Regions from separate parts of the Homo sapiens genome. Here region 2 is linked to region 1. A link is an interaction called in ENCODE POLR2A ChIA-PET data of the cell type or tissue named here. Cell type or tissue: PC-3. All regions are shown on one strand. Each heading gives the region's core, and the rest is flanking DNA. Links, peaks and the distances in the headings are about the cores only. Region 1 overlaps TRERF1 (transcriptional regulating factor 1). Region 2 has its middle 26 kb from the start of UBR2.

What was found. Peaks named below come from ENCODE experiments on the same cell type or tissue, not always from the same donor. Only the 100,000 strongest peaks of a DNase experiment are listed, where the experiment ranks them.
Region 2: POLR2A ChIA-PET joins it to region 1 with 8 read pairs; 2 of 35 experiments call an interaction of 5 or more read pairs at or near these places.

What each region holds. Positions count from the first base shown.
Region 1 is chr6:42,329,391-42,345,426 of GRCh38, forward strand. The region is part of intron 3 of TRERF1 (transcriptional regulating factor 1); the gene reads right to left. Among named protein-coding and RNA genes, the nearest start is that of TRERF1, 110 kb to the right of the region's middle. In PC-3, for the core only: no CTCF peak of the experiment used is centred there; DNase peaks (open chromatin) are centred at 9,511 and 10,821; H3K4me3 peaks cover 403 bases; H3K27ac peaks cover 3,704 bases.
Region 2 is chr6:42,529,861-42,545,896 of GRCh38, forward strand. No RefSeq gene overlaps it. Among named protein-coding and RNA genes, the nearest start is that of UBR2, 26 kb to the right of the region's middle. In PC-3, for the core only: no CTCF peak of the experiment used is centred there; no DNase peak of the experiment used is centred there.

The sequences.
Region 1 (16,036 bases), core at 7,413-12,412:
GGGTCTTGGAACGCTCCAGCCAGCAGCTCCCAGGTCAATAATGTGAAGGCTCAGGTGGGGACTGCCTCTTCCCCAGGACCAACCTCCCACCCTCCAGCTGCCACCGTGCCTAAGCAACCCCCAGAAGAATTGTCCACTGTCTTCTGAAGGAACTGAGGATCACAACCTGGAACTCAGTCACAGATGCATTTGCAGCCAGCCCATCCCTCAGGTCCAGCGAATATATAGATATAAAGGAAGTTCGGGAACAGGTCATTCTGGAGGCACACTACACAGGAAAAAGACCGAGACATTTTACCGTTGAAAATGTACTGATTTGGCTGGGCACGGTGGCTCACGGCTGTAATCCCAGCACTTTGGGAGGCTGAGGTGGGCGGATCATGAGGTCAGGAGTTTGAGACCAGCCTAGCCAACATGGTGAAACCCCATCTCTACTAAAAATGCAAAAAATTAGCCGGGCGTGGTGGGGGCGCCTGTAATCCCAGCTACTCCGGAGGCTGAGGCAGGAGAATGGCATGAACCCGGGAGGCAGACCTTGCAGTGAGCCGAGATTGTACCACTGCTCTCCAGCCTGGGCGACAGAGCAAGACTCTGTCTTGGGGGAAAAAAAAAGTATTGATTCTATGTATGAACAAACAAAAAGGGGTAAATAAATTCAATGTCAACAAAACGAAAAAATTAATTTCCCTCTGCATATTAATATCCTTAATATATAAAGACAGCTTTGAAATCAATAAGAAAATAACCACACGAGCAAAAAAATGGGTTATAGGCAAGCCACAAGAGAAGAAACACAAATGGCATGAACACACAAGAAATAGTCAACCTCAGGAGACATCAGTAAAATGCAGATTAAAATAGCCTGTCAAATTGGAAAAGAATTTAAAATCATACTGCAGTGTTGGCAAGAATGTGGAGGAAACATGTATGCCAATACACTGGCTAGGGGGAAAAAGCTAGTAAACTCACCAGTATCTATCAAAATTTCAACATGCATGCCCTCTGACCCTGGAGTCAAGTCTACAGAATATTCATGTTATATACACAAAAACATAGGTTCAAAGATATTCAGTACTGACAAAGGTGTAAAGAAGTGGACACATTTATTGCTAATGGGAATGCAAATTAGTTATCATATTTATAAAGAGAATTTTAGCAATATGCACCAGAAACATCTTAAAGTTTTGCATATCCTTTGACCCAGAAATTCTTACAGAAATTCACCTGTAGGAATATGCCTAAAGATTTAGCTGCAAGGATACTCATGCAAACATTGTTGTATTTTTTATTTTTTTGAGACAGAGTCTCATTCTTTGCCTAGGCTGGAGTGCAGTGGCATAATCTTGGCTTACTGCAGTCTCAACATCCTGGGCTCAAGTGATCCTCCCACCTCAGCCTCCTGAGTAGCTGGGACTGCAGGTGCATGCCATGGTGCCCAGCTAATTTATTTATTTATTTTTGTATTTTTAGTAGAAATGGGGTTTCACCATGTTGGCCAGGCTGGTCTCTAACTCCTGGGCTCAAGAGATCCACCCGCCTCGACCTCCCAAAGTGCTGGGATTACAGGTGTGAGCCACTGCACCCGACCAGATGTTTTTTTTAACGGGGAAGCTGTAGGGAGGAACAATCTAAGTGTGCAAAACACGAGACTGGGTAAATAGAAGGCACAGGCATAGAATGGAATTCGACAAAGCTCCTCCAAAATATGCTGTAGGACTTCTGATTCAAAGACGGTAGATTGAAAGCATGTCTTTATCTCCTTTCCCTTCTCAGATTCCACTAAAATGACGGTTTACAGGAAAGAGGCAATTAGCAACAAATTATAGGGAGACCACAAATGGATGGGAGTGGTAACTGAGGCAGCAGGACAGGACACTCACAGAGAAGGATGTGCATAAGAAGAATGTGATCTGCTTGGTGAAGTCCAGAGAGTGAGAGAAGCAGCAAGGAAGCCAGGGGAGTGCAGGGTGGGGACTGAGATGAGGCTAGAGATGGGACTAACTGAAAGTCAGAAGGCAGGAGACTAAGACCTGCAGAGACTCTCCCTCCCTCCACCTGCCTGCACTTTGCAGATGTGCGAGTGGAGGTTCCTGCTCGGGATTAACTGACTGGCAACTAGGTCACCCCAAGTACCAGCCCGTTCCCTGGGGATCGCCCACCGGATAACCACTAAGTCAGAGGGGTCAGAGGTATAGATCCCGCAGAATGAAGGGCCACTGGGTGCTGCAGATCCCTAAGCGGGGAAGAGGCTGGGATTCAGCAGCTGGGGCAGAATCAGACACTAATTAGCCAGGGGAGGGCACCCTGTGAGCCACAGGGCTGGGTGCTGGGTGCTGTTCCTTCTAGCTCTGACATTCCATGCCACTGAGTTCCAGGTGAAGCTGGCCTAGCAGCGCTGCCAGGGGCACACATACCCCAGGCCCACGCGGGCCATGTGGCTGGCCCTTCCACCCCCAGCCTCCCTTTCCCTTGAGCTCTGCCCCAAAGAGTTAGGAATGAGGAGTTTGTAAAATATGTGTCACTGGCCATTCTTGCCCTGAAAAATCAGGAAATATTCTTTTTTTCTTTTTGAGATGGAGTCTTACTCTGTCGCCCAGGCTACAGTACGGTGGTGTGATCTTGGCTCACTGCAACCTCTGCCTTCTGGGTTCAAACGATTCCCCTGCCTCAGCCTCCTGAGTAGCTGAGATTACAGGTATGTGCCACCACACCTGGGTACTTTTTGTATTTTTAGTAGAGACAGGGTTTCGCCATGTTGGCCAGGCTGGTCTCAAACTGCTGACCTCAGGTGATCCGCCCACCTCGGCCTCCCAAAGTGCTGGTATTACAGGCGTGTGCCACCGCGCCCAGCGGGGAAACATTCTAAACCAGCCATGACAGCCTTGCAAACAAGAGGCCCTGAGAGAGACAAGGTGAGGTGTAGCAGGCGGGGCCAAGCCCAAGAACGCGGTGCCCACTCCAACATTTCCTTAGATCCCTATAGACAGAAAACAACTCAGAAAACAGACTAGCTATTACAAGGTTTCCTTGGACAGTCAAGGCTCTCTCGGAGGTGAAGCTGGGGGCAATGCCAACTCACCTCCCTGGGGTGCAAGCAACAATGAAAGGGAGAGCAGCCTCCCATGGCTGGGGCTGGAGAGCAGCTTCCTTGGGCAGCAGTCTCTATTCCTTGATGGAAGGGATGGTCCCCTCTAAAGGAAGGAGATAGCCCTTGCTCCTTTTCTATAATAGGACCTCTCTTCCCACCACTGTAACCTTCACCTCTGTAAATGTGCTCAAAGGGCCCTCACGGTTACTTAGGGCCTATTTAAAGAAGACTTCTTCCACTGGTTTCTTTGGGACAGTCAGTATTTTCCTGTCATTGTGCTTACTTTTTCTAAGAATTCCAGCAGTCTGCATTCTGGCCATTAAGATCAAGGTGACGAAGGGCCAATGTTTCCAGCTGGGTATGAGGAGGGTCTTCTACGGAGGAGGGTCTTCTACAGAACAAAAATGCCATGCCCTTCTGAGCTGAGAGGAAAGGAGAGGAAACTGGCCTACTTTTATGGGTCATTTTCCCAAAAAATTATATAGGGAGCTCCCATACTATTCCAGGGACTGTTGGAAGGTAAAAGAACCAATCTTTACCCGTAAGAAGAGCCTACTAAGTGATGGGTTGGAGGTTAATAGGGAAGTTGAGTGTGTGAGTCAGCAGAATGAGCCAGCATTCAATAGCTCAGTGCAAAAGCACACATTCATCGGTTAAGGTCTTGTTCCTTAATAGAGATGGATCGTTTGCTGGTTGGTGTTAACTGAGATGCTTCCTGATTAAAATAATCAGCAAATGAAAATGTATCTCAATTTTCAGAAGCTCATTTCATATGAATCACTTTCGCTTTTCTGGGATTTCAAATAAATTGGAGAGCTTGGGTCAAATGATGTTTTAGGGCGCTCACAACTGTTCTCAATGCTTAAGAGCTTACTTGAAAGAGTAAGTTACAAGCCTCTTCATGAGACATGAGTCGGACATCCCAGGGGATGTTTCCCTTTGTTATCCAAAGGACCCGGAACGTTGTCCTATCAGGCACCTGACTCACTGGACCTCTTCCCTGTGGCTGCTCACTGCACCTGACACAAATCTGCGGTGGCCGCATCAGTCAGAGGCTGCCCTGCACCCTGCGCAGCTGGAGAAAGGCTTGGGCTTGGCCTGAGAACTGACCTCTGGTCTCTGGACAAGGATGCAAGGTTCCCACCACTGGTAGGTAAAGGGACTGCCCCCCATTCCAACAGGCACAGGGGTGGAAAATAACTGTAAGATCCAAAAGGGGCCCCATGACTAACTTCAGCCTCCATGGGAGGAAAATACAGGAGCCTCCGAGGGCCACATGGGCCCCTCGAGTGCTTACTTAACTTGAAGAGGAAATTGCCCCACAGACTCCACCAACGGATACAAAGACACTGAGGCCCAGGGCAGTGACGAATCCCAACGGCCACATCCGACCACCTTCTGGTCATCAAGAAATGGAAAATTTCAAGGATGCAGCAAAGATATTTTTTCTCTTAGACTGGTAGTCCTAGGTGAGCTTTCAGCTGAGGCCACTAGGAAAAAAAAGACCACACACATACACTACACACACACACACACACACACACACACGTATGTACACATATATGTATATGTATATGTACATATACACATGCACATACACATGAATATATATATGTGTGTGTGTGTTTTTGTGTAGCTTATACATAAGCCACCCTCATGGGACAAATATAGAAATCTAAAAATAAAACAAAGAAAACTTTGGGAAGGCAAGTGGGACCTGGCACCCAGTGATCTGAAGGTAGCTGAGTTGTGTCAGGGTTATGGAAAGCTTAAGACAGGAACCCCAGGAGATCTGCCTGTAGCAGCCACTGAGACACTCCTCCTTCCAGAACAACTGACATCTCAGGCTCTGCAACAACTTCCACCATTACTACCCTGTTCCAAAGTTGTAAAGCAACTGAAGTCCCAACTCTAATAGTCTCAACAATTGTATTACCTAACAGTATTACACAGGCCAATGTCATTGATCAAATCTCATTACAAGAAAGAATTGCTTGTATAGGGCAAGTCGTGGTGATATTTTGATTTGGTTAGCAAAAAAAGTGTCTCTGGGACTAATTCTACACAGCAAATCCTCTATCTAGGCCTGTCCCTTAGACTGGTTACTCTGTGATGAAAATAGCTGGTTCTGAGCAGGGAACAGGGTGGACCTGTGAGAGGGGCTGAGTGGAACATGGCATGGCTCTGCTTATGGCCCCAACTCCCTCATGGGTAAGAGAATTAAACTCCAAGGCTCCACCCAGGCAAGGGAGGTCACAGCCACAGGCCCAGGAACCACAAAGGTGAAACAGGGAAGGGAAGATGCTCCCTCTGATGTTTCAAAGCTCTGAGTGAGCGGCAGAGCACCAAGGAGCCCCACGTGTGCTTGAGTGAGGCATCGGGGACAGGAATCAGCACTGGGGTTCCAGCCTGATGGTCCCTCCTGGCTCACTGAGCTTCATCTTTGGTGAGGTGATGGGAATTGGCCCAGATGGTCCCTTCCATCTCTAGAGTCCTAACATCCATAACAACATGAATCGGCATATTAGCCCTAGAAATGATCTTGCTGGATCATTATCAGGCTACGTGGCACACAGGCCACAGAAGTGGCTTCAAGTGCTGTGCCTTCTACACAGCAAAACTAAGTATTTATGAGATCAGCTATGGAGAGTAAAACAGAGAAAAAGGAACTGGGCAGAGTGGGAAGGGGATACCAGCAAGCCAGAACTTTTGGCTCACCTGGCAGTGAGAGCCAAGAGCCTGAAAGCCTTGCTCCCAGATGCTGGGGGATAGCATGAGGTATTCCTTAATTTTACCAATAGCTCGAGGTAGGGCATCCCCTCTGCTGACAAGGCAGGGGCACAGCAACAGTAACAGCAGCAGCCAACCACACTTACTAGTACTCACAGTGCACCAGGCACTCCCAGGTGCCTTACATGTATCAACTCATTTAGTAACGCCACAAGACAATTCTGGCATGGACATATTTCAATGCCCATTTTACAGAGGAGGAAACTGAGGCACTAAAGATTTAAGAAGCTGGTTTTGAACCCAGGCCAATTGGATCTAGTGTCTGTGCTTGGCAGGGTTAGCCAGGGCCTGTGCTTCCACATGGTTCTGGATTAGTCAACATGAGTGCGGATGGGGCGTGCCATTGACTGAATGCCACTGATGCACCAAGTCTAGGCACTTATTCATGTGCATTAACTTTGGGATTCTCTCTCTTCTGCCCTCCTCTTCAACTGTCCTGCCAACCTGGTCAGCACCTGGTCCAACTCTAGCTCAATCATCCCTTCCTCAGGGGCACATTCTCTGACTCCCCAAAACAAAGTCTAGCTTCCATTGCGTGCTGACATAGTTTCCTCTACTCCATCTTCCTGTTGCTTCCCATGGCTTGACATTATTTACTTGCCTGTTTATGTAATAAACACTTCTCTCCCTGGCAAGACTCTAAGCCAGTGCTGACCAGCAGAACTTTCCACAACGATGGGGATATTTTACATTTGTGCTGTTCAACTTGGTAGCCACTAGCCGCTGTTGAGCACTTGCAGTCTAGCTGGTGTGACTGAGAAACTGAATTTCAAGTTGTATTTCACTGTAGTGAGTTTAAATTTAAATAGCCACATGTGGCTACCACATGGGACAGCGCAGGCCTAATCCCCACGAAGGCCTGTTTTGTGCTGCAGTATCCCCAGGGACTAGCAGGGTCAGAATGCAATAAACATTTATGAAATGAGTGAATGCGGAATGAATGGATGAATGAATGGAAGAACACATGAGAGGGAAGTTGATGATGAATGAAGAAAGAAGCAGGATCCAGGAGCACCTGTTCTTCTTTCTTGTCCTTTCTGCACTGCCCCACTAACCTGCCATGCACCACCATCCCCGACCATCATGCCTCATCCCCTGGGTCTTGAGAGGTTCCCTGGAGGAGCTCCTTGCTGCTCCACCTTTACAGCCTCTGAGATCATCATAGAGTCAGGAGCCATAAATGCCCATTTCTACCTCCCAACCTTGGTCAGGAGGTATGTCTTCTGCAGACTGCCTTATTTCACCTACTGAAGATGCACCGGAGTAAACAAGCTATCATCCCCTGCTTAAATAATCTTAAGAGATTATTTGTCCCAAGAGAGGGATCATCCCTCTTTCCCCACTCTAAGCCCTTCACAGAACTTAACCAGCAAATGTAGATTCATCCTATCAGACCGTTCACCTCCCAACTTGGCGGAGGAGCATGAACTAAGTAAGGAAACGGTGGCTCAGGGAAAACTCACAGCACCCGGGACTGGAGAGTCAGCAGCCTTGGGTCAAATTCTAGCTCTGCCACTAACACATCAGGGAGCTTGGTGAAGCCTCACAGGCCTGTCTCATGGCTGCTGCTTAGTGTTTGTTCAGCTCGTATTTATTAAGCTCCTGCCATGTGTAGGCTGTGTGAGGGCACTGGGGCTGCGGCGGAGGATGGCATGATCGTGGCTCCGGCTCTATGGAGCCTTGGCTCTAGCAAGCGCCAGAGAGAGCAGCTCATGATAGGAGCTGCGGGGGGCAGGGGGTGCGTGCAGAAGAGTGGGCATTTGGAATGGGGTGGGAAGAAAGGAGGCAGGAAGATGCAGAGAGACTCTGGTCACTGAGGCATGTCCATGGGCACCCTGAGCTCCTTGGTGGCAGTGGGAGCATGAAGGAGTTGGACATACCCTGGACGCTGCCCAAGACCCAGCAGGGAGGCAGCTGGTCAGGGAAGGACAATGGGTAGGGGCCAGAAGACCCCTCTCAGAGTGGGGCTGGACCAGCTGTGTGCAGCCCGAGGGCCAGGGAGCAGGAACTGTAATACCCTTCATCTTCTTCAACAGCTGAAGCATCTTTTTCCACTTGGTCTTTTACTCTTGGAAAAGCCAGGCTCAAGTTCTAATACCGCTCCTGATCCTCAAGGAGGTTAGCTGGAGCAGGTCTGAGGCCCCTGCGGTTTTTCTCTGGGTTCAGGAACAATCTGCTCTGCTCCTATTTATTGAGTCCCCGCCTGCAGATGAGCAGGTGTGATCCCCATCCTCAAGGCCCACCAAGTCTACTGGGAGAGGCAGCCACGCTCAAACCACTATCCGGAGGCAAAATGAGCCACAGACAGGCACGCGTAATGTGAGAGCTCAGTGGAGGGGAAGTGATATCAACAGTGGGCATCAAGATGGCTTCAAGGAGACATGGCCTCTGAGCAGAGCCTTGAAGGACACACAGCCTTCTAATGGGGAAGCAGGGGAGGAGCTTAAGCAGGAGGGATAGCATAAGCAAAGGCATGGAGGTGGGAAAGCCGCAGATCAATGGTTCTCAACCTTGGCATATGAAAACCTCCCGATGAGCTTTCACAGGCTGATGCCCAGGCCCCATCAACCAGAGATTCTGAGGCAACTGATCTAGGATAAGGTCCAAACATTGATATTTATTAAAAGATCCCCAGGGTTGAGGGTTGAGACCCTTGCTACCTGGACCAGCAACAGCAGCAGCAGCACCTAGGTGCATGTTAGGGATGCGGAGTCTCAGGCCCTACCCTGGACCTCCTGAAACAGAGTCTGGATTTTAACAAGAGCCCCCAGGTGATTGTGGGCACGTGAAGGTCTAGGAAGTCCTGCTCCAGAGGAGTTACATTGAAATCAGCTGGCTTACATTTTTCTGATCAAAGGCACCTGGCTCACTGCTGTGAGGAAGTGGCAGGACCCAAAACAATACCAAACGACCAAAAGCAGCACTAGCCACGTGTCAGAGCTGGCCTCTGCTGGGCACCATGGGGAAAGGAGGGTCACCATATGGCTCAGGCACAGGAGAGAGGGAAGGAAGAAACTTGGGGGTAGGGAAATGGGCAACCGGTCTTCTGAACAAGACTGGGATTCTTCTGAGGCAGAGAGAAGAAAAGGAGACCTGGGTCACGGGACGTGGGTAGGGGGATGCACGCCCGCACACACGCATGTGCACAGAGGTATGAAATTCAAAATGGTGCTAAAGAAGTGTCAGGCTCTAAGAACTACTGCCAGAAAGTGAGTACTAAATTAAATGCATATGCTCATTAGAATGGAATTTTTAAAGAAATTAACAAGCACTCTCCTGTTCACCTCTGGAAAGCAGCAGTGTTACTTCTGAGAATTATGAGCTGGAAACCAGATCAAAGGTAGACTCACGTGGTGCTCCCTCTGCCACCTCCCTTCCTCACACACCATTCCTAGGAGTCCTTCAGGATTTATGACGGCTCTCCCTGCACCCAGCCTGCCATCCTGCATCCAGATCTTGGTAGTAATCAACCATGTGGCTAGAATGGGACCTACCAGAGGTCCTTCCGCACCATAATACCAGGGTTCCCACATGGGACTCTCTGCACTGCCCACACTCAGGAACTTCTCAGGAACGTGAGCTTTTTGTGGTGGTGACTCAATGTATATTTGTTTATCTTTATATTTTTTTCACAATTGGTCTGTGCCAGACAGTTGGCTGACTAACCCACCAGTAATCCCTAACCTCTCCTGCCCACCTCCACTAGAGAGGCTGGAAAAGCTAAATCATCTTTTTCCCAGCCTTTCTTGCAACTAGGGGTGAACACATGCTACTGCCAGGACTGACGAAAGCAGCAGCACTCGGCCGAAAAGCCAAAACACGAAGAAGGGCAAAGCGGAAAGACTGAAAACTCTTATCTATCCTTGAGGTCACTGCTGAACTGCAGGTCAATACCAGATAACCACTGCCTCTATCCAAACTTCTGGTTTATGAGAAAATGTGTTTCTCCATCACCATTCCTTTGTTTTTCTGCTACTTACAGCCAAAAGCATGCCTATGGTCTTTCCTGTCCTCCACGTCTCTCCTTCCATCTGCTTCACCTCCTTGCCTATTTACTGTTTCCATCAGTTTTTGTACCACCCTCTGCTCCTTTTTTCCTTCATCTTTTCCTATTCATCTCCTCCGTCCCCAACTCACAATATAATAGCAGGGTCGGAAAACCAACCCACTTTTGAAACATCAAGTCTTAATGTCCAATCAGTCCTCAGGCAGCAACTACTTCTGAACCCAGGAAACTCAATAGCTACGAATTGTACCCAAAGCTGCAAAAAACAATAAGCAAATTCTATTATGTTGTTTCTTTACTTCTTGGATTACTTTTCTGAGCTAATAAAAGCACATAAGGATATTTCACAAGTGTGTTTATGTTTCTATTTAACAAACCTTGAATTTCATAGCAGGTATCAAGCCTCAGCCAAACCCATGCAGACTGACAGATCAACAAAGACAACAGGCCCTGAACAAGTAGCTCTCCTGAGAACAGATGTGTAAACAGAAACACAATGTATGAATTAGCCCAGTGCTCTTTCCCAGGTAGACTGAGAGAATCTGGACACTACCTGTGGCTGAGCCCTGGAGCCACCAGAATTTAATCAGATACGTGATTAAGAAAAGTCTATTTTAATGCTGAATAAGATTTCTATCTTTCAGTTTACTACTTAATACATATTCAAACCAACATGTTTTCTGCGACCATCAACATGTCTTGACCTCTTTTAGGGTATGAAGTGCTCAAAGGCAAGAACTGTGTCCAAATGGCACCACGTCTTTCCACCCTGCACCCACCCCAGGGCTAAGTCTTGTCCTATCCTCAAAACAACAGCAATCAAGTCAAAATCAGAAATTGCATAGCAGTTGCCAGTCACAACCAAACAACCATTTCTTACCTGTACCTGCTACAGAAATTACTCATATTTTCAGGGCTCCCTCATTTCAAGAATGATTCACATTTTTTTTGTGACTCAGACACACCACCCCATTACTGCTCTAGCTCATAAGGAGTGTGGAGTGACAGCTTTAAGGGATGTGTTAAGTACCCCCAAGACTACCTTGGAGGGAGGGCAGGCAGAGAGAGGGATGAGGGTTCACCAGGCCCATTCACAGACGGTTGAGGGTTCTTTCTGGTGGCAATGTGCAATTTGTCAAAACATGAATATTGCTGCCATGTTCAACGTCTACTTATCAGCCCATAGATTAATCTATTTATTCTTTTAAAAGTAGCATTTTCCCCCCGTATTAGCTTTGTTTCTTCTTCACACACCACATAAGAAGCTTCAGAAAGGTCACCTTTCCTGAGTGATAAATATGGGCAAAAAAGAAAACTCCTCAATTTATTTTATTTATTTATTTTGAGACAGAGTCTTGCTCTGTCACTCAGGCTGGAGTGCAGTGGTGCAATCATAACTCACTGCAACTTTGAACTCCTAGGCTCAAGCGATCCTCCCACCTCAGCCTCCTGAGTAGCTGCGACTACAGACGTGTGCCACCGCACCCAGCGGCAAAAAAGAAAACTCTTCTCAGATCGCAGTAAATTAACATTCTCAGAGGATTCTTCTGAAATGATCAATTTCTTTCTAGAACTTTCTCTGATGGAGGAAGTTTCTCCTTCCTCCATAACACCCCTAGCTGATTGGATTTTAAGGGGTGATCTTCATGCCTATGGGTGCTGGGAAATTGTTTAGAACTAGTTACTCCAAGGACCCTGCCAGTTCTAAGGGGCCAAGGGCCCATCATTTCTTCCTGGGTTCCAAAACAGTCCCCCGTGTACAGTGGAGAACACAGCCTGGATTCCCCCCACATCCTTCCAGATTTGGGTGCAGGGTTTTCATGACCTCAAATCACTTACCAGCGGAGCAAGGAGTGGAAGAAACAAGAGGACTGACAGACAGAAAGCTCTAGGTTTGAACCCCGCTCTGTGTGATGTTAAGCATATTACTTAACTCTTCCAAGCCTCGGCCATCTCATCTGTAGATTAATACCTGCCCTGCAAGGGTGTTTCAAGGATTACAAATAACTGTAAGAAGTTTCTGGCCCAAACAAGATCCTCAGTACTGGCCAAATATCAATGAGCATCATTCTTATCACCATAGTGAAAACACTCAAGAATCACATTCAACTCTGTGACAGCTGAATCACACCAAAGTACAGGCACTGGGTGGTCTGTGTGTATGTCTGCTAAGGATTTTCATTCTGCCGAGGATCTGTTCATGGGTCTGCCCCGGAGTCTAAGGCCCCGGGAACAGGAGGGAGCAGGCGTAGAGCAAGGTTTTGGACAATGCAACCCAGGAAGGTATGTTTACCTCAGAGATGGGTGCCTGTTCTTTTTCTGGGAGACTTGGCCTACTATCACAATTCAGTGGGTTAGCAAAGGTCTGAATGATGCCAAGGCCCCAGGTCTACCCCTAGCATGGCTCCCTCTTCCAAAGCCATGGAGCCCACAGCCTTTACTTGCCAGTTGTTTCACGAAAAAAAATGACCAGCAGTCCCAAAGGGCAAGTTACCATAATCCACTGGCACTACTACAAGAACACTAAACATTTCTTCATCAGTTCATGTTGGATGTGATGGGGTAGGAGTCTCAACTTCCTTTGTAAGAAGGATGGCATAATGAATGTTCAATATCAAGTCATACATAGACATTCCCCTCCCACAATCCCAGGCTTTGGTAATTATTAGTAGAGCCATCTGCTCGGCTTAATGAAATGTGCAATCTCCTGTACATATAATTAGTGAAATCATTTTACTTAATTAAACAAATTAATTAATTGCAAGGATACTGCAACCATTTTCCAGGAACTGCATCCAACTCATTTATTCTGCATGTGTCTACTGGGCTCCCCCTGAGGGCAGAGGCCCATGCCAGTGCTCTGAGGAGGTAAAGATTCCCACTGTCCTGAGCAGAAATGAAAGCCCAACACGCAGTTGCTGATGACTGTCCCTTCCGCTTAGGGCATTCAGTTCATCCTAGCTTTCCTGGGATTGTCTTGGTTTTAAAGTTGAAAGACCATGTCCCAGGAACTCCCTCAGCCCTAGGCAAACTAGGGTGGTTGGTCACCCTATACTTTGGCTTGACCTGGGGTCAAAGGTCACCACTGGACAATCTCCACTGTAAAGGAGATGGCAAATAGTGGGTATCCTGCAACTCCAGCCCCTACTCATGGCAGACATTGCTAGTAGACCCAAGAGTCCCACATCCTTCTCACCTCTGTTCCAGGCAGCCACTATTAATCACCCTGAACAGGAGGCCTGGGAAATTAAATCTATTTTCTAACTATGCCTGAGAATCACAGAAGCTCCAGGCTCAAAAAAAAAGAAAAGAAAAGAAAAGAAAATGCTGTCAAAGTCTAGCCTAATCATCCATACAGTGCTTAAATCCCTTCTACAGTGTTATCCACAAGTGGCTAGCCAGCTCTCCTTGCATACCTCTAATGATGGGGACTCACTGTCTCATAAAGCAGTTCTTCCTGTCTTCAACAGTCTTGGCTGTAAAACTCTTTCCTTGAAGTTACTAACATGTCTCTCTCGTCAGTCTCTTTTTTGGAAACCACATGGTGGCCCCTCAAGTGACGAAGCACAGTTATTAAATTGCTCCCAAGTCTTCTCTTTTCTAGGCCCAATTTCTCCAACTGTTACTCACATGATTTGGTTTAAAGTTGGCATGCCATCCTAATCTAATGACCCATCCAAGGCCTCTCTGGGGCCAGGTACTCACACATGGCTCCCACACCAGTCACCTTGTTCCTGGTGGATTCTATGCTCTGCTATAGTATCTGGCTGCCCCACCTCACATTGACTCATATCAACACCCTGATGCCATTTCTGAGCCTGTTACTGTTGAGCCACAACTCCATCCATCTGTCACTGGGCCTCCCAGGAGCTTACACTCCATCTGGAGAGTCCTGGGATATGAGAAACCCACAAGATGGTAAGAAAACATAATATAAATTATAGACTGCCAATTTCCCAGTTACAAACAACTCGCTCTAAAGGTTTGCTTAAAAGTAATTTCTTTAAAATGCTGATAGCATGTAGCCACAAGAAACCATATTTAAAATGAGGGTTAGACTCCCAGGTCAGCCCACAAAAGCCTTCTGAACTCATAATGTACCTGCCGCATAAAACTAACAGTGTTATTTTAACTCTATGTAGCCACCATTTATAAGATGGTTTCCACGGTGACATGCACTCTGAGATCCATTTCAGAGAACTACACAAAAGGTATACCTGGTGTCGCGCTGCTCTATGAGGTTGTAGGGGGAGCCTGCTGACCTCGGAGGAGAACTGACTCTAGACACTGGTCCTCCCAACCCCCTTCAGGCCACAGGTCCTTTGAAGTGTGTTATCCTAAGGACAGAGCGTATGTGCACAAGCCTGAGTGAGCTGTGAGGCTGCAGCCAAGAGAACTTCTGGAAGGAGGCAAGTGATAACAGGTATGGGGTTTGGTTGTATGTGTTTGTGGTGGTGCTGTTTTTCAACAATCTACTACAGACATGAGGATAGGGGTATTTCTCAAAGTCAGAAATGTAAAACTAGAAAAGTCACAAATTGTCTTGTTCTTCTCTGAGCCTGTAAGCAGGATCTTTATAAGCTGGCACCTACAGTGCTAAGAGGGTAGGGGGAGGAAGACGGACTGACGCATAACTGACCGCGTGGGGAGGCCAGCAGAGCTGCTGAGCCTCAGTTCTTGCCTGTGGAAGCTTCAGCCATATCCTTCCTTATTCCTGCCCCAACCATCCCTTGGCCCCAGGCCGACAGAGCAGGCAGGAAGGCACTGCATGGAATTGGAGGCCAACGCTTCCTGGGCATCCCACCTGAAGGAGAAGGAGCTGCGTTCACCTGGAGAAAGGCAGGTGCTCCCAAGGACCGAACTGCTTGGAGTCTCAAGGCCAGACTGGAGACCCTGCTCCATGCCCCCACTATTGTTCCAAACTTGTTAACTAGTGCTGTTAAACTCCCCAAGCCTCAGCTTCCTCATCTCTAAACTGAGCAGAATGTCCTCTTCGCAGGTCAGGTGCCAGTAGTAACGGAAAGGCAGTCATAATAACAGCTGAACTTTCTGAGCTCTGACCAGCACTGCTCTATGCATATCACTTCCATTAACTCATTTCAGCTGTACAAAAATCCTATTATTTTGTAAATGAGGAAACTGAGGCCCAGAGAAGATGAGTTATTTACCCAAAACCGTGTAGCTAGTAAGCAACGAGGTCAGGAGGATAGGTAAAAAGCTGCTTTGGAAACTGTAATATGGTATATAAATGGTGGTGATCATTACTGTTAACAACTAACACAGGAAAATGCTTGAGTGCTCAAGCCCGGGCCATCTTTTCTACCACAAGGCATCTGGGCGGTTCCTGCCCAGTGCTACTAAGACTCTGCTAGGATATCTCCTCCAGCCCCAACTGCAGATCAACCCAAGCAGTCACCTTGGCAGGACATGCTGCTTGCTAAATGTCACAGCCCCCCACCAGATGCTTGCTCAAAGGCTGCCACTTCACCTGACCACCTGGATGAAAACTGCAAAATGCACCCTACCCACCTTCTTTGTCTTATTTTTTTCCCACAGCACTTATTACCTTCTAACCTTCTACATATTGTACTTATTTGTTACTGCATGTCTAGCCCAACTAGATTACAGGTTCCATGAGGGCAGGGAATCTTCTCTGTTTTGTTCATTGCTATATCTTCAGCACCCAGGACAGTGCTGGACACGTGGTAAGCATGTGGTATTTGCTGAATGAGTGAGCAAGTGAACCTATATTATCATGGAGAAAATGTCCATAATATATTGTTAGGCAAAAGAAGGCAGGCCTGCCTCTAAATTCTATATATAATGATTTCATCTCTGTAAATGCATTACTGTGTCTGAGCATGTGTGAGTGGACAGAAAAAAATGTCTAGAAAGCTACACATGAAAATGTTCATTGTGGTTCTTTCCAAAAGGCAGGAGCAAAGACAATTTTAACTTCTTTCTAAATGTTTTACAAACACTATGTACTATTCCTGTAAGTTTGTAAAGCAATTACATTGGAAAGCAAACACATTTGTGCATGTGCACACACACACATACACACACACGGGAGAAGCATACATTGGTTACAGAGGACCCGAGCAAGAGGTGAGGCCCAGTGACAGCTTACCCACCTTCCCAACAGCAGGCTG
Region 2 (16,036 bases), core at 7,215-12,214, 200 kb after region 1:
CCTGGCTAACATGGTGAAACCCTGTCTCTACTAAAAATACAAAAATTAGCCGGGTGTGGTGGCAGGCGCCTGTAATCCCAACTACTCGGGAGGCTGAGGCAGGAGAATCGCTTGAACCTGGAAGGCGGAGGTTGCAGTGAGCCGAGATCGCGCCATTGCACTCCAGGGTGGGCAACAAAAGCGAAACTCATCTCAAAAAAAAAAAAATACCACTGCACTGGAGAGAGTCATGTTAATGCACAGGGTTATTATTTTGTTAACACATAGCTAAAAATAGGAACGTGCCCAGTAGGGATTTTACCAGATAAAACAGTCCCACCAATCGAGAAACATCTAGTGAGTACCCATAAAGTGTCCTGCCATCTTGCCAGGATTAAGAGGCTTTTCTGGATGCCGAAACTTTAGTGCTAAAAGTGGGAAAGTCCTGGGCAAACCAGGATGCATTGATCACCCTAGTGGTCAGGTCTCCCTTTTAAACTCTAAAATGCTGATTCTAGGGTTCTATACATAGGAGAGAACCCTATACATAGGAGAGGTTTGTGTTTATGAGGTGTTTCCAGTCTAATAGTAGAAACATTGCTTATGAAATGAGGGAATGTGTCCACACTGAATTGTTCTATGAGGACTCATGTTGCAATAGGCTCACCAAAGGGGAAGGTTGGTTTGAACCAATGACCTTAATGGAGGTGCCTGAACTAGACTCAAGCAACAGAAGGATTTGTATGAGATGGAATTCAAGATGGGGGATGAGCGGGAGGTAGGAATCAGAGTGCTGTTGCAAGGAAGAGATGGTTTAGCACTCAGTCTCTCACCTGGCACTATCTCTAGTGTTGAACATAGGTTCAATCGAGTGAAATGCAGTTGGTAACACAGAATTGGGACACGTGTGGAACAACTGTCTAGGGTCCCACATTCTGAAATTCACAAGAGTGAACAATTAGAAATGGGGAAAACCATCTAAGAGACCCTCTCCTAAAACACTAAATAAAATAACGTGAAAGTTGTACAGCCAATATGTTTATCTTTTTCTCTTGGTTGCCAGAGTTTTAGAGCTAAATTTAGTGCCCAGGACAATCTCAAGAACTAGTTCCCATTTACTCCTTCCACTTCCTTTAATCAGGCATTGTTCTTTCATATCCTGAAATATCTTAGTTTGCATTGCTTTTAAAAAAATTACTGCCCAAAAGATACATTATGGAAAAATTAGCAAATAAAGGCAAATGTAAAGATGAAAGTTAAAATTTCTGAGATTCCACTTAAATATAACCACTGTTAAATATTTTAGTGTTCCTTCCCACATACACGTATCTGCCAACTTTTGCTTTCTGGATATCATACTGAATATGTTTTCTAACTTGCTTTTTTAACTTAATACTTCATGAAGATTTTTCCATTTCAATAAAATCTTCTATATCAGCACTCTTAGCTGTTGCATATTATTTCATTTCATGGCTGCATAATAATTTATTTGACTAGTCTCCTATAAGAATAGGGGTTTTTCTAGGTCCAGTTTTGTTCTGAATTGTGCAGTTGTCTGATCATTTCCTTGAGTAAAGTCCAAGAACTATAAGCCTTAGGTGAAAGTCTATTTAGAGGTTAAGAGTGAGGTTCTAGGGGACCGATTGCCTAGGCTCAAATGCTTTATTTTCCAGCTCTGTAGCCATGGGTATCTTCTTTTATCCTTCCAGCCCTTGTTTGGTTTTGTTGTTGTTGTTGTGTTGTTTTGTTTTGTTGAGACAGGGTGTGGATCCGTCACCAAGGCTGGAGTGCACTGGCACGATCATGGCTCACTGCAGCCTTGACCTCCTGGGCTGACCTCCTGGGCTCAAGCGATCCTCCTACCTCAGCCTCCTGAGTAGCTGGGACTACAGGCATGCACAACCATGCCAGCTAAATTTTTGTATTCTTTGTAGAGACAGGGGTCTCTCTATGTTGGCCAGGCTGGTCTCAAACTCCTGGCCTCAAGCAGTCCTCTCACCTTGGCCTCGCAAAGTGCTGGGATTACAGTCATGAGCTACCACGCCTGGCTGCTGTCCTTGTTTTTCATCTGAAAATACAGGCAATTGTGCCTGCTGCATAGGATTTTTGTGAGGAATTAAATAAGATAATGTTCGTGAAGCACTTAGCACAGTATCCAACCTAGAGTGAGCGCTCAATAAATATTTTCTGTAATTACGTTGCTTTCTCCAGAAGGATTATATCAATTTTCATTCCTAGGGGCAAAGTCAGGTCCTTTGGGGGAGCTTATAGGATTTAACTCACATAAAAATTAAAAAGTAGTAATACATGCTGGTCTTTTGTCCACTAAGATGACAGTGCCAACTTACCTCCACTGGAGGCAATTTCTCCAAGGACACAGGCTTGTCCTTCCACAAATGTTTTATCCAGTCCCCCTAGTGGCCAACAGGATGAACTTCCAAGATTAGTTCTCTAACCCTGTTAGAAAACTAACATTGTTCTTTCAGGGTTAATTCACAAAAGGGAAATAAAGTAACCTCAATTTTTTTTTTGAAAGAACATTTATAATGACCCAAGTAATATCCTTCAAAATCTTCACAGACTACTGCTTTCTAAATGTTGCTAGCTTTGTTTTCCAGATACCTACAGTTTGCTCCCAGGGAAGGATTACAAATCTGGCTAAAGCAGTGATTCACTCTTTTTCAGGATACTGAGACTCAATCTTGCCTGAGCCTCAGTAACCTGAAAAACAGAGATTCTCCAGAGATTCTGATTTAACTGGACAGTAGTGTGCCTGAGGATCAGATTTTTAAAAGCTCCCCAGGAGATGCTAGTGGTCAGCTGAGGCTGAGAACCACTAGGCTAAAGAAAATGGTCATCAGCTGGGCTCAGTGGCTCACACCTGTAATCCCAGCACTTTGGGGGATCGAGGCAGGTGGATCGCCTGAGACCAGCCTGGGCAACATGGCAAAACCGTCTCTACAAAAAATGCAAAAATTAGGCAGTCTCATTAACCCGCCTCAAAAAAAAAAAAGTTAAAAAGTTAAATAAAATTTAGGCCGGGCGTGGTGGCTCACGCCTGTAATCCCAACACTTTGAGAGGCCGAGGAGGGCGGATCACGAGGTCAGGAGATTGAGACCATCCTGGCTAACACGGTGAAACCCCGTCTCTACTAAAAATATATATTTTTAAAAAATTAGCCAGGCGTGGGGGCGGGCGTCTGTAGTCCCAGCTACTCGGGAGGCTGAGGCAGGAGAATGGCGTGAACCCGGGAGGTGGAGCTTGCAGTGAGCCGAGATCGCGCCACTGCACTCCAGCCTGGGCAACAGAGCGAGACTCCGTCTCAAAAAAAAAAAAGTAAAATAAAAGTTAAAGGAAAGAAAATGGGCAGGGATATGTCCTCAAATTCATTTTAACCTGTTTTCCATCCAATCCTCAATCAGACAGGCTTGGGAGAAGTTACTTCCTCTCTCACCTCTTTCTCTGCTCTTAGGAGGGGTCCAAAAAAAAATGAACAACCAGCGTAAGTAATCCCCATGTGTCTGCTACTCTAGTTGCCACTGACCATCTAGAAATAAAGTATGAACCACAAATGTGAGCTACAGATGAAATTTTAAATTTTCTAGTAGTCAAATTTAAAAAGATAAAGAGACGAGTGAAATACATTTTAACAATATATTTAATTTAACCCAAATATATCCAAAACAATATGTTTCAATGTGTATTTAATATGAAGCATTATGAACTATTTTATGTTTCTTTTTTATAGTAAGTCTTTTTGATATCTGGTGTGTATTTTACACTCACAGTTCATAAGGATCCATGAAACACCTATTATAGGCCAGGTGCAGTGGCTCACACTTATAATCCCAGCACTTTGGGAGGCCAAGGCGGGCAGATAATTTGAGGTTAGGAGATCGAGACCAGCCTAGCCAACATGGTGAAACCCCATCTCTACTAAAAATACAAAAATTAGTTGGGCATGGTGGTGAGCGCTTGTAGTCCCAGTTACTCAGGAGGGGGAGGCAGGAGAATCACTTGAACCCGACAGAGGCAGAGGTTGCAATGAGCCAAGATTGAGTCAATGCACTCCAGCCTGGACGACAGAGACTCTGTCTCAAAAAAAAAAAAAAAGGAAGAAACACCTATTACACTGCTGGGTAATTAGTACACTCTCAGCAATGCTCAGTTCCTTCTTTCTCAAGTGGAGGAGATGTACCAGGTCAGGGATATACCAGATCAGGTGTTAGGTGGAGTGAGGAGTGACTCCTAATTTTCCTCTGAAATGGTGTCTTTCAACCATTTTAGCCCGTGTTGCCTTTTGTTCCCTTCCTTTTTTTTTTTTTTTTCCTGAGGTAAGGTCTGGCTCTGTCGCCCAACCTGGAGTGGCACGATCTCAGCTCACTGCAGCCTCTGCCTCCCAGGCTCAAGTGATCCTCCCACCTCAGCTCCACGAGTAGCTGGGACTACAGGCATGTGCCACCACACCCGGCTAATTTTTGTAGAGATGAGGTTTCGCCATGTTGCCCAGGCTGGTCTCGAACTCCTGGCCTCAAGAAATCAGCCCACCTTGGCCTCCCAAAGTGCTGGGATTACAGGCTTGAGCCACCATGTCTGGCCTTCCTTTCTCTTTCTGTTACAAATCCTCCTCTAAAACGTCTTCCTCATTTTGAGGCTTCTGTCTAAACCTTGGATGAGCCTTGCATTAATTAAGGGTTTTAAATTAAAAATAATTTCTTTCTCATTACAAAAACTACATGTGCTTCTTAGACAAAAATCAGAAAATATAGAAAAGCAGAAAGAAGAACCACCAGATTCTCACCATCTGCAGGACAATCAGTCTAACACCTAGGATATATCCTCACAGCAGCTGTTTTCATCCTGGCTGCTCATCAAGATCTCTGGGAGTTTAAAGCTATATGGTGCCAGTCTTTACCCACAGACACTAGGATTAAATTGATCTGGGTACCACCTGGGCATGAGGATTATTTTTTCCATGCTCCCCAGGTGAATTCTAATGAGCACCCAAGACAAGAACCAGTGTTCTAGAGCAGTGAGCCTCACACTTTAATGTGCACACCAATCACGTGGAGATCTTGTCAAAATGCAGATTCTCAGTCAGTGGTCTGGAGTGGGGCTCCAGATGCTACATTTCTATCAAGCTCCCTGGTAATGCTGGGGTAGCAGGTCTGCCAACCATACTTTTACTATTCCAGGCCCTTAGGTATACATAGATGTACATACTTTTTTCCCCTAAAAATTAGATCCAATCATAGTCCTGTTTTACAACGTGCTTTTTTAATTCAATGATCCATCATGACCTTCTTTGCATGTTAAACAAAATGGACTTCTGCAAAACCAATTTGATTGGCTACACGAGATTCTATTTTAAAGACATACTGTAAGTTACTTAGTGCAGTGATGTGGAGATGGGGTTTGCAGCTGGTATAGAGTCTGGGAATTTCAGCACCCCCCTCCATTCTGGTTGCAGAGGTCAAGTATGGGGGTCCCCGAGTAATTCTGATACACTATCCTTCTTTCCTCTTCTCAGACCTTGAGAACCACTGATCTATTAAGTTCCCATTTGGGGGAACTTAGATTTCCAAACATTTGGCATTACAAACATAGCAAAAAGAATTATTTTTTTGGAAAAAAAAAAGAGAAAAAAAAATCAGCCACACCAATCCTGTGAGGTAGGTGTTATCACTGTAATCATTTTACAGATAAGTGTCTCCTAGAAATCTGTATTTTTAAAAATTTACCCATGAGGTTCTGCCAATCATCTAGATAGGGAATCACTGAAATTCTTATAGGAAGATCATGGTGTTTCCTGGATAAAGCCAAGCTCAGAGTGCTGGGTACACAAACAGTCCCTGTGCTGAGGAGCAAGTTCAGAGCCACGTGTCTTCTTCTTTCTTTCTTTCTTTTTTTTTTTGAAACAGTGTTTCACTCTTGTCGCCCAGGTTGGAATGCAGTGGTGCAATCTTGGCTCACTGCAACCTCCGCCTCCTGGGTTCATGCGATTCTTCTGCCTCAGCCTCCCAAGTAGCTGGGACTACAGTAACTGGGAGCACAAGCCACCAGGCCTGGCAAATTTTTCTTATTTTTAGTAGAGACAGGGTTTCACCATGTTGGCCAGGCTGGTCTTGAACTCCCGACCTCAGGTGATCTGCCCACCTTGGCCTCCCAAAGTGCTGGGATTACAGGTGTGAGCCACCACACCCAGCCCAGAGCCATGGGTCTTCTGTGTCCACTGGCGAATGGATCAGGGGTGGAAAACCAATGCAGGGTCAGCCAATGAGTGGCCCAGCCAGCAGCAGCCCGTGAGGGGCTCCACTGTAAAAACTCCTGTCCACCAAAGAAGAGGCAGTGCCATGAGGTCATAGAAGCCATTGAGAACCAGAACTCTTGATAAGTAGAAGCTTGTAGAGAACAGAAGCCATGAGGCAAAGAAAAGAAGGGTTAGAGGTGAGCTGGTAGTGGCAAAAGTGTGAGAATCAGAGGCAGAAGGAGGCTGTGTCACAGTCATGTCAAAAGGTAGACAATCTCCTGCTGAGAGGGGGACACGTTACTGTCCCCAGAGCTCTGTATCCTGGGCCCCACTTCTGGTTCCCCAGCCATGCTGTAGCTGCAATGAGGCCCAGCTGGGCAGCCACTCTGGTGCCGGCAGTGCCCTGATTCCCCCAATTACCATGTGGGTTCTTCACAATAATTATGTAACCTACCCTCCCACTGGAGGAAGAGAATTATTTGAGATAAACCAAAGAAAGCCATTTACTACAAGCAAGAGAGCTTAGCACATACTTTAAGTAATTAGATTCATTTATTAAACTTTTGAATAAAGGATTTAAAATGTGATTGCAATGGGAAGAAGTGTGGAAGAGGATGGGAAAACACAGGGTAACTGAAGGAAGTGAAGACTAGGGGGTCCCTGGGGTAGGAAGAGAGAGGAAAGACATTGCAAAGAGGGCAAAATGAGGGAGAAGGAGGGGGCAAACTTCTTTATCCACAACCAGTCCAGGCTATTCCAGTCAGAGAGAGAACCCAACTGGAGGCTAGTGTCAGAGGGCAGGAGCAGCTGAGCAGCACAGGGTTGTCCAGGAGAAGATGTTGAGAGGTGGTGTGATACTCAGAGCACGTTCGATGGTGCAGGGAGCAGGTGAGTCCCCCGAGGGGGCCTTGCTCTGTTGATGACTAATCAGAAGTAACAAGATTTTCTGACTTGGAGTTCACTCTCCACTCACAACCAGAATAAAGACCCTGGTCTACTTTCAGAGGACAGAGCTTGCACATCCAAGAAGTTCCTACCACTTCCCCTAAGACAAAAGATGTGGAAGTGAGAACAGGAGACTAAGGGATCAGCATCTTCCTGCTAACCATGGGGTGGATCGGTTTAGGCAAGTCCCCAGCTGCTATCGAACTCCCAGACAGGCCTGACCCTTAACAGCCTCTCTCCATGAGCAGGAGCTTTATTCACTTATTTAGTGACAGAAGCATCAGTCCCAGAAGACATATAGAATAATAGTAACACCAACAATAACAATCACTTATAGGTCCTCACTTATGGGCCTGACATCCTGTCAGGAGCCTTTTACCCAATATCTCACTTCATCTTCACATCAGCCTTCTGAGTGAGGTAAGTTCGATGACTGTCCTCATTTTCCAGATAAGCTGAGGCTCAGGGAGGTTCATTAATTTGATGGAGCTAATTAGAGCAGAAATGGGATCCACACTAGATCTGTCTAATCCAGAGTCTATGCTCTTGGTCACTTGAGCTATACTGACTCCCTCATCAATTATGACAGTTAAAAGGGAATATGGAAGTGGTCTAAGCTCCAAGCCCATCTAAAATATGAAGGCATCTTCGAAACCTCCCCATTTCACTGTACACTTGGAGAATTGTAAGAGTCATCCCATTTGGCCACTGTCTGATGGTGAAATCAAGCCTTGGGCAGCAGCAACTTCCACTTGCAGACATAATCAGAAGTCTCTCATTTATAATACACTGAACTTTTTCTAGAACCTTCCACCTCAGTGTTTCCCCAGGTAGTAGATAAACTGTGAAAAGCCAGGTCTTGAGTTAGCCAAATCAAGCTGATGCAATGAATCAAACACCATCTTCATCAAAGAAAAGGGATCAGCAAATCACTAAACCAACACAGCACTTTGCTGTTTGTCAGCAAGCAGCAACCCCAGACCTTGTTCCAGTGGCCCAGAGACAGCCTTACCTATCTCCTCTGGGAAATCTTCTACAGGACTCTTGAGGAGACTACAGAATCGTGAGGCCAAGTCTGAGAGCTTTGGAGAAAGGAGTAGCAGAAATTCCTTTTACTTCGTCCTTTTTTTATCAGGCTTGTCTTGTTGTTGGCTGAAGAAAAACAGTCTGTTGAACTACATTCTTGTCCAAACAACACAATTAACTTCCTCCTCTTCCTTTTCCTTTCCCTTCTCCTCCTTTTCCGGCTGCCTGAAGCTTCGAGAAAGTAAATTTTGTGTCTTTCATTTAATATTACCTCTGTAGTTGCTGAGACCACAGCTTGCGGAGCTGACTTACAAGTAGGCATCACCCTATAAACTATTATTTGATTTGAAGGAGGGTAGAGGGTCAGTCTGTTCAGGTACTGGACACTAATTTTTTAAATTACTCACCAGATAGTTCCAATGCTGTTAAACTGTTCCAAAGTATAAGAGAGAAAGCAAGCTTTTAGATTATTTTTTTACAAAAGCAATATGACACTGATACTAAAACCTAAAAAATACAGCATTGAATAGAAAAAATGCAGGCAAATTTCTCTCATGAATATGGATTTTAAAAATCTGTAGGGGAGGCCAGGCGCAGTGGCTCACACCTGTAATCCCAGCACTTTGGGAGGCCAAGGTGGGTGGACCACCTGAGGTCGGGAGTTCCTCCTGGCCAATATGGTGAAACCCCGCCTCTACTAAAAATACAAAAATTAGCTGGGCGTGGTGGCAGGCACCTGTAACCCCAGCTACTCGGGAGGCTGAGGCAGGAGAATTGTTTGAACCTGGGAGGTAGAGGTTGCAGTGAGCCGAGATCGTGCCACTGCACTCCAGCCTGGACAACAGATCAAGACTCCATCTCAAAAAAAAAAAAAATCTGTAGGGGACCAAAAGGTATTTGGAAAAATTATACATTCATTTCTGACACAAACCTTTTAATAAAAAAGAGAGATATTTCCTTAACACAATAAATAAATGTATGCAATCAGATCCAAACCAGCAGCATGCTTAATGGTGAAATACTAAAAGAATCCCAGCAAATCCAGGAAAAAGACAAGGATGCCCGTATCACTACTACTATTTCACATTGTAGTGAAGGTATAAGCCAATAGTATTTTAGAAGGAAAATAAATATTAAAATAAATATTAAGGTATAAAAGTTAGTAAGGGAAGGAAAATTTTCATTATTTGCAGTTGTTATAGTACTGTGTACTTTGAAAACTTAAGAGTAAGCAAATGCACTTCAGTATCTAATTGCAAAATAAATATACAAATGAATAGCTATGCTATAAGTAAATGACTCAGACCTAAGAAAACAGAATCCTAAGGTGGCAGTGGAGAAAGATAGAAATCAAATCAATTTACACGACAGAATCTCCCAAAAGGCTCAGGAATGGATGGAACCATTTATCTTTGGAAATGAAAGAGAGATAAAACAGAGAACTGATGGAAATACCACTTAAGAAGCAATTAGAGGCCTGGCATAGTGGCTCACACCTGTAATCGCAGCACTCTGGGAGGCTGAGGTGGAAGGATCACTTGAGGCCAGTAATTCAAGACCAGCCTGGGCAACATAGTGGGAACTTGTCTCTACCAAAAATAAATAAATAAATAAAAATAGCGCACACCTGTAGTCCTAGCTACTCAGGAGGTGGAGGTAGAAGAATTGCTTGAGCCCAGGAGTTCAAGGTTACAGTGGGTTATGATTGTGACACTGCACTCCAGCCTGGGCGATAGAGCACAACTCTCTCTCTCTAGTTAATAAATAAATAAATAAAAGCAATTAGAGCCTTAGATGCCCCCCCAACTCCCTGTCTCCCCACAGCAACAGATTGGTGGTTTATTGCCTAAAAAGGGTAAACTGGGGGTGAGGGTGAGGTAGATGTCTGGTCTGGAGGACACTAGGCACACTTGACACTACACAGAAAACAGGATGCCGGGTGCAGTGGCTCATGCCTGTAATCCCAGCACTTTGGGAGGCCAGGGCAGGCAGATCACAAGGTCAGGAGTTCAAGACCAGCCTGACCAACATGGTGAAACTCCATGTCTACTAAAAATACAAAAAACTAGCCGGGCGTGGTGGTGCACACCTATAATCCCAGCTACTTAGGAGGCTGAGGCAGGAGAATCACTTGAACCCGGGAGGCAGAGGTTGCAGTGAGCTGAGATCGCACCACTGCACTCCAGCCTGGGCGATAAAGCGAGACTCCATTTCAAAAAAGGAAGGAGGGAAGGAAGGAAGGAAGGAGAAAGAGAGAAAGAGAGAGAAAGGAAGGAAGGAAGGAAGGAAGGAAGGAAGGAAGGAAGGAAGGAAAGAAAGAAAGAAAGAAAGGAAGGAAGGAAGGAAAGAAAGAGAAAGAAAGAAGGAAAGAAAGAAGAAAGAAAGAAAGAAAGAAAGAAAGAAAGAAAGAAAGAAAGAAAGAAAGAAAGAAAGAAAGAAAGAAAGGGAGAGAAAACAGGATTAGGTGTAAGCACTAGAGGCAGAAACTCTTGCCTTCTTCCGCCTCTGCTCCTATAACATTGGCAGCCTGGCTTGCACCCTTCCAGACAGAGATGGGAAAGGACACATCTGGGGAATCTGATCAGCTGACAAGTAAAGACATAAACGTATAGACCTCAAGCATTCCTCCAATGAAACCATCCAGCCAGAACACCCTATAAATCCTTCCTTGCATTGTCAAAGTTTCCAATCAGCTTAAATAGGAGCAAACTACCAAGGATCACCTGAGGCATCTGAGGAAAACTTCTAACATGGATCACTAGAAACTAAAATGTACAAATAGAAAAAAGAAACTTGGAGAAAATGAATTATGCAATTACACAAGGAGAAGAAAACTAAAACAAAACAAATCTTATCATTAATATGAATATTAGGATTCTCCAGAGAAACAGGAACAATAAGGTAAATGGATGGATGGATGGATAGATAGATAGACAGATAGATATTTATCTGGTTGATCCTGCTAGTAGCAATAAATAAATAAATAAATAATAGATGTAGATATATAAAGGGGAGATTATTATAAGGAATTGGCTCACACGAATATGGAGGCTAAGAAGTCCACAAATCTGCAGTCTAAAAGCCTGAGAACCAGTAGGCTGATGATGTAAGTTCCAGTCCATGTCCAAAGACAGAAGCCCAATGTCCCAGGTCAAACACCATAAGGTAGAGAAAGCAAATTCCCTCTTGCTCAGCCTTTTTGTTCTATTCAAATTGAATACCACAGATTGAATCAGGCTTGCTCACGTTGGTGAAGGCAATTTGTTTTACTCAGTCTACTGATTCAAATGTTAATCTCATCCAGAAACCCCCTTGTCACCCTGCCTGCAGATAACCCAGAATAATGTTTAACCAAATATCTGGGTACCCTATGGGCCCAGTCAAGTTGACACATCAAATTAACTATCACAATATCCTTAGAAAAGTTAAAAGCAATTGTAATATCATATCCATAAACTAAGTATAGAGTGCTACAAAGAAAAAAATATTCACAGGGAAAAGAATGAGAGAGGGCCGTTGCAAATTAATGACATGATAGCAGAGATTATTTTTAATATACAGAAAGTTTGGAAGATGATGTTGAGGAAATCTCTAAGTATGTAGAGTTCAAACACAAAGAGGTAGAAAATAGGAATGAAAAGATAAGAAAATTAGAAGGCTAGTTCAGGTGGAACATGACCCAAATAGTAGGAGTCCCAGAAAGAATAAACAGTGAACATGAAAGAAAGGAAACCGTTAAAGAAATAGTTCAAGGGAATTGCCCAGAAATGTATAGTATGAGTTTCCAAATTAAAAGTGTCCAGCACAAAGAATTAAAATAGACCTATACTAAGGTACATCATGCAGATTTCACAATGGGGACGAAGAAAAATATCTTCCACATTTCTGGAGAGAAAGCCAAAGGACCCATATAAAAGATCAGGGACAAAAATGGCTTCTGACTTCTCAACAGGAAGCTGGAAAGCAAAAAAGCAATGCCTTCAAAATTCTAGAGTAAAATGATTTTCAATCTAGAGAAACCATGTCCAGCCATTTTTCAAGTATGAGAGCAAAATAAAAATATTTTAGATGTGAGAAAATTTACCCCCCATGCACCCTTCCTTATGAAGCTATTGAAGGGTATGTTTTATCCAAACATGACAGTAAAGAAAACAAAACAAGGAAGACAGAATGTCCAGGAAACTGGAGCTCTATCACAGGCTAAGGGAATCCCAGGAGACCATGACAGAAGACAAAGGGATACAAAATGTGCACCCATCATGGAGAGCGGCAAGCCCAGATTTTTTTTTTCAGGGAGATAACGTTGAGAAAATAATCAATCTCGCAAAGAGATATATAAGCTAGGTAAGAGTTTGAGGTTGAGGCCGGGTGCAGTGGCTCACGCCTGTAATCCCAGCACTTTGGGAGGCCGAGGCAGGCGGATCACGAGGTCAGGAGATCGAGACCATCCTCGATAACACGATGAAACCCCGTCTCTACTAAAATAATACAAAAAAATAGCCGGGCGTGGTGGCAGGCGCCTGTAGTCCCAGCTACTCGGGAGGCTGAGGCAGGAGAATGGCGTGAACCTGAGAGGCGGAGCTTGCAGTGAGCCGAGCCGAGATTGTGCCACTGCACTCCAGCCTGGGCGACAGAGCAAGACTCCGTCTCAAAAAAAAAAAAAAGAGTTTGAGGTTGAATGAATGATAATGACATTAAGAAAAAACAACTGAGGAAATGGAGGAAAAAAGTGACAATTATTAACTCCAGGGAAAACAAATACTAAATACTAAAATGCATTAAAAATCTACCTTATTTGTAACAATTTGGTGCTGGTTCAGAAATATAGACAATTGTAACAGATTAAAGAATTCAGGAAAAGTCCCATATACAAATGAGGATTTAAAGTGTGATATGAGCGGCACTTCAAATCAGTGGGAAAAAGCAGAGGTTTTCTTTTTGTCTTTTTTTTTTTTTTTTTTGAGACGGAGTCTTGCTCTGTCGCCCAGGCTGGAGTGCAGTGGCGCAATCTCGGCTCACTGCAAGCTCTGCCTCCCGGGTTCACGCCATTCTCCTGCCTCAGCCTCCCGAGTAGCTGGGACTACAGGCGCCCGCCACCACGCCCGGCTAATTTTTTGTATTTTTAGTAGAGACGGGGTTTCACCGTGTTAGCCAGGATGGTCTCGATCTGCTGACCTCGTGATCCGCCCGCCTCGGCCTCCCAAAGTGCTGGGATTACAGGCGTGAGCCACCGTGCCCGGCCCAGAGGTTATCAACAAATCATGTTGGCTAGTCATTTCAGGGGGAAAAAAGTATTTCTTACTCTTTATTCACACACACACAAAAATCCCAGATGAATTTAAATAGAGGAAATAAATCCATAAAGGTACTAGAAGGTAAACAGCATATAAACTTGTAAGAAAGATCTCTCTATATGAAATATAACATTTAGTATCAAAAAGGAAAATATTGATAACTTTGACAATGTAAAAATGTAAAGCATTTCTTCAGGGGAAAAAATCATTAAAAAGTCAAAAGATAAACAAATCAGGGATAATATCCACCACATATATAATAGCCAGAGAGTTATTAAAAAAAAACTTATCTAAAGAGCATTAGCAAATCGGTAAGAAAAAGACCAACAGTTGACTTTGAAAAATGAGACTAGGGAATTTACTCATAGAAGAGCATGCTATTTATTGCTTTATAAATACATAGGAAGATAAAAGTTGCTTAACCTTGCTCAGAATTAAGAAATAATAATTAAAACAAAAATGAAATACTATTTCATCTGTAAGATGAGCAAAGATTAAAAAGTGCCACAATTTTCAATATTGTCAAGAATATGGAGAAACAGTCATACTCACATACTTTTAGTGGGAGTGTAAATGGATATATTATCTTAGGAGAGGAAATTGGCTATATTTATCCGAACTTGTAATGCACATATCATTTGGACCAGAATTTCGCTTATCGAAACTTATGCTACAGATATATATTTGTATGTTCACGAAAGCATATATACAAGGTTTGTCGTGTTAGAGAGATCCCTTCAGGATTGACTCCCAGGAATAAATTCCTGAACACTGTTACACACGTGGTGTGGATTGAAGAATAGGCTTTACGAGATCAGGGTCAACAGGAGAAGGCCTATGACTCCCTTCAGCCCATTAACCACTGGACAGGTATGCTGGAATCAAGTAGTTTACTGTATATGCAATATGGGGCTGTGTTTCATGGGAGGAACCCCATTCTTTGAAGGGCTCCCTTCTTTCAAGGCAAGCACAAGAACCACTTTATTTTATTTTATTTTATTTTATTTTTGAGACAGAGTCTCGCTCTGTGGCCCAGGCTGGAGTGCAATGGTGTGATCTTGGCTCACTGCAACCTCTGCCTCCTGGGTTCAACCAATTCTCGTGCCTCAGCCTCCCGAGTAGCTGGGATTACAGGTGTGAGCCACCACAATGTGCTAATTTTTGTATTTTTAGTAGGATGGGGTTTTACCATGTTGGCCAGGCTGGTCTGGAACTCCTCGCCTCAGGCAATCTGCCTGCCTCGCCCTCCCAAAGTGCTGGGATTATAGGCATGAGCCACCATGCCCAGCTAGAACCACTTTAACAATGGTGCTCAAACTTGGACATTGTGCTTGCCATCCAGATACGGTACCAGCCAGAGCCAGGACTTATAAAGAGGCAAATGAGGCACTTGCCCCTGGTGCAAAATTTAAAGTGGCACTAAAAAACTCAGTAACCAAGATATTATATTTCAATGAAATAAGATTTGCGGGGGGGAGTGTTTGTTTTTGAGATAAGGTCTTGCTCTGTCACCCAGGTTGGAGTGCAGTGGCACAATCAGCTCACTGTAACCTCAAACTCTTGGACTCAAGGGATCCTTCTGCCTTAGCCTCTCAAGTAGCTGGGACTACGGATGCATGCCATTACACCTGGCTAATTTTTAATTTTTTGTAGAAACTGTGTCTTGCTTTGTTGCCCAGGCTTGTCTCAAACTCCTGGCCTCAAGCGATCCTCCTACCTCAGCCTCCCAAAGTGCTGGTATTACAGGTGTGAGCCACCATGCCCAACTCAATGAAGTATTTTTTTAAAATACAAATTAATGTAAAATCCAACAGGACTCTGTATGGCACAGTTGTTAATCCTGTCTTTATTTAAAAGCTTGCTATTTGTCCATCATTAATTTTGTATTTATATCAATTTTTTTTAAATAGCGCGTTAAAATATTACTTATCTTAATTACTGAGATTTTGGTGTCCTCTAAAATTTTGCATCTAAACATCCTAGTCTCAGCCCTTTGCCATTGTTTGCCTTGTTGTCTGGAGATGCCAGCTGACAGCACCTGGGTAAGGGAGGTGCTGGCTCTGCTGACAGTGATAAACTGCAGCCCTGGGTACTAGAAAAAAGTGAGGGAGGGGGAGCTCTGAGTCCTGGCTGGCTCATTGTCCAGACTACACAGAGGAAGCACTTTCATACAATCATTTCACCACAAGCGTGTTTACTGCAGCAATATTCAGATAGAAATGTGTTGAAAATCGGAGCTCCAGTGGTGCAATCGGTTAGCGCACGTGGTACTTACACAGCAGTACATGCAAAAAAGTGTTGAAAATAACCTAAATGATCATCAATAGGAACTAAATTTTTTAAAAAAATCATATGTATCTGTGAAAAAGAATAAACAAGATAAAAGTTGAAAAAAGCAAGGTATAGAACAATTCATAGAGTAGGCCTCCATTTGCAAATTTTTAAGACATGATATATATTAGTGATATTATTTGTGTGTGTATGTTGTGTGTGTGTGTGTTTGTGTTTTGTTGTTGTTTTGAGGCAGAGTCTCACTCTGTT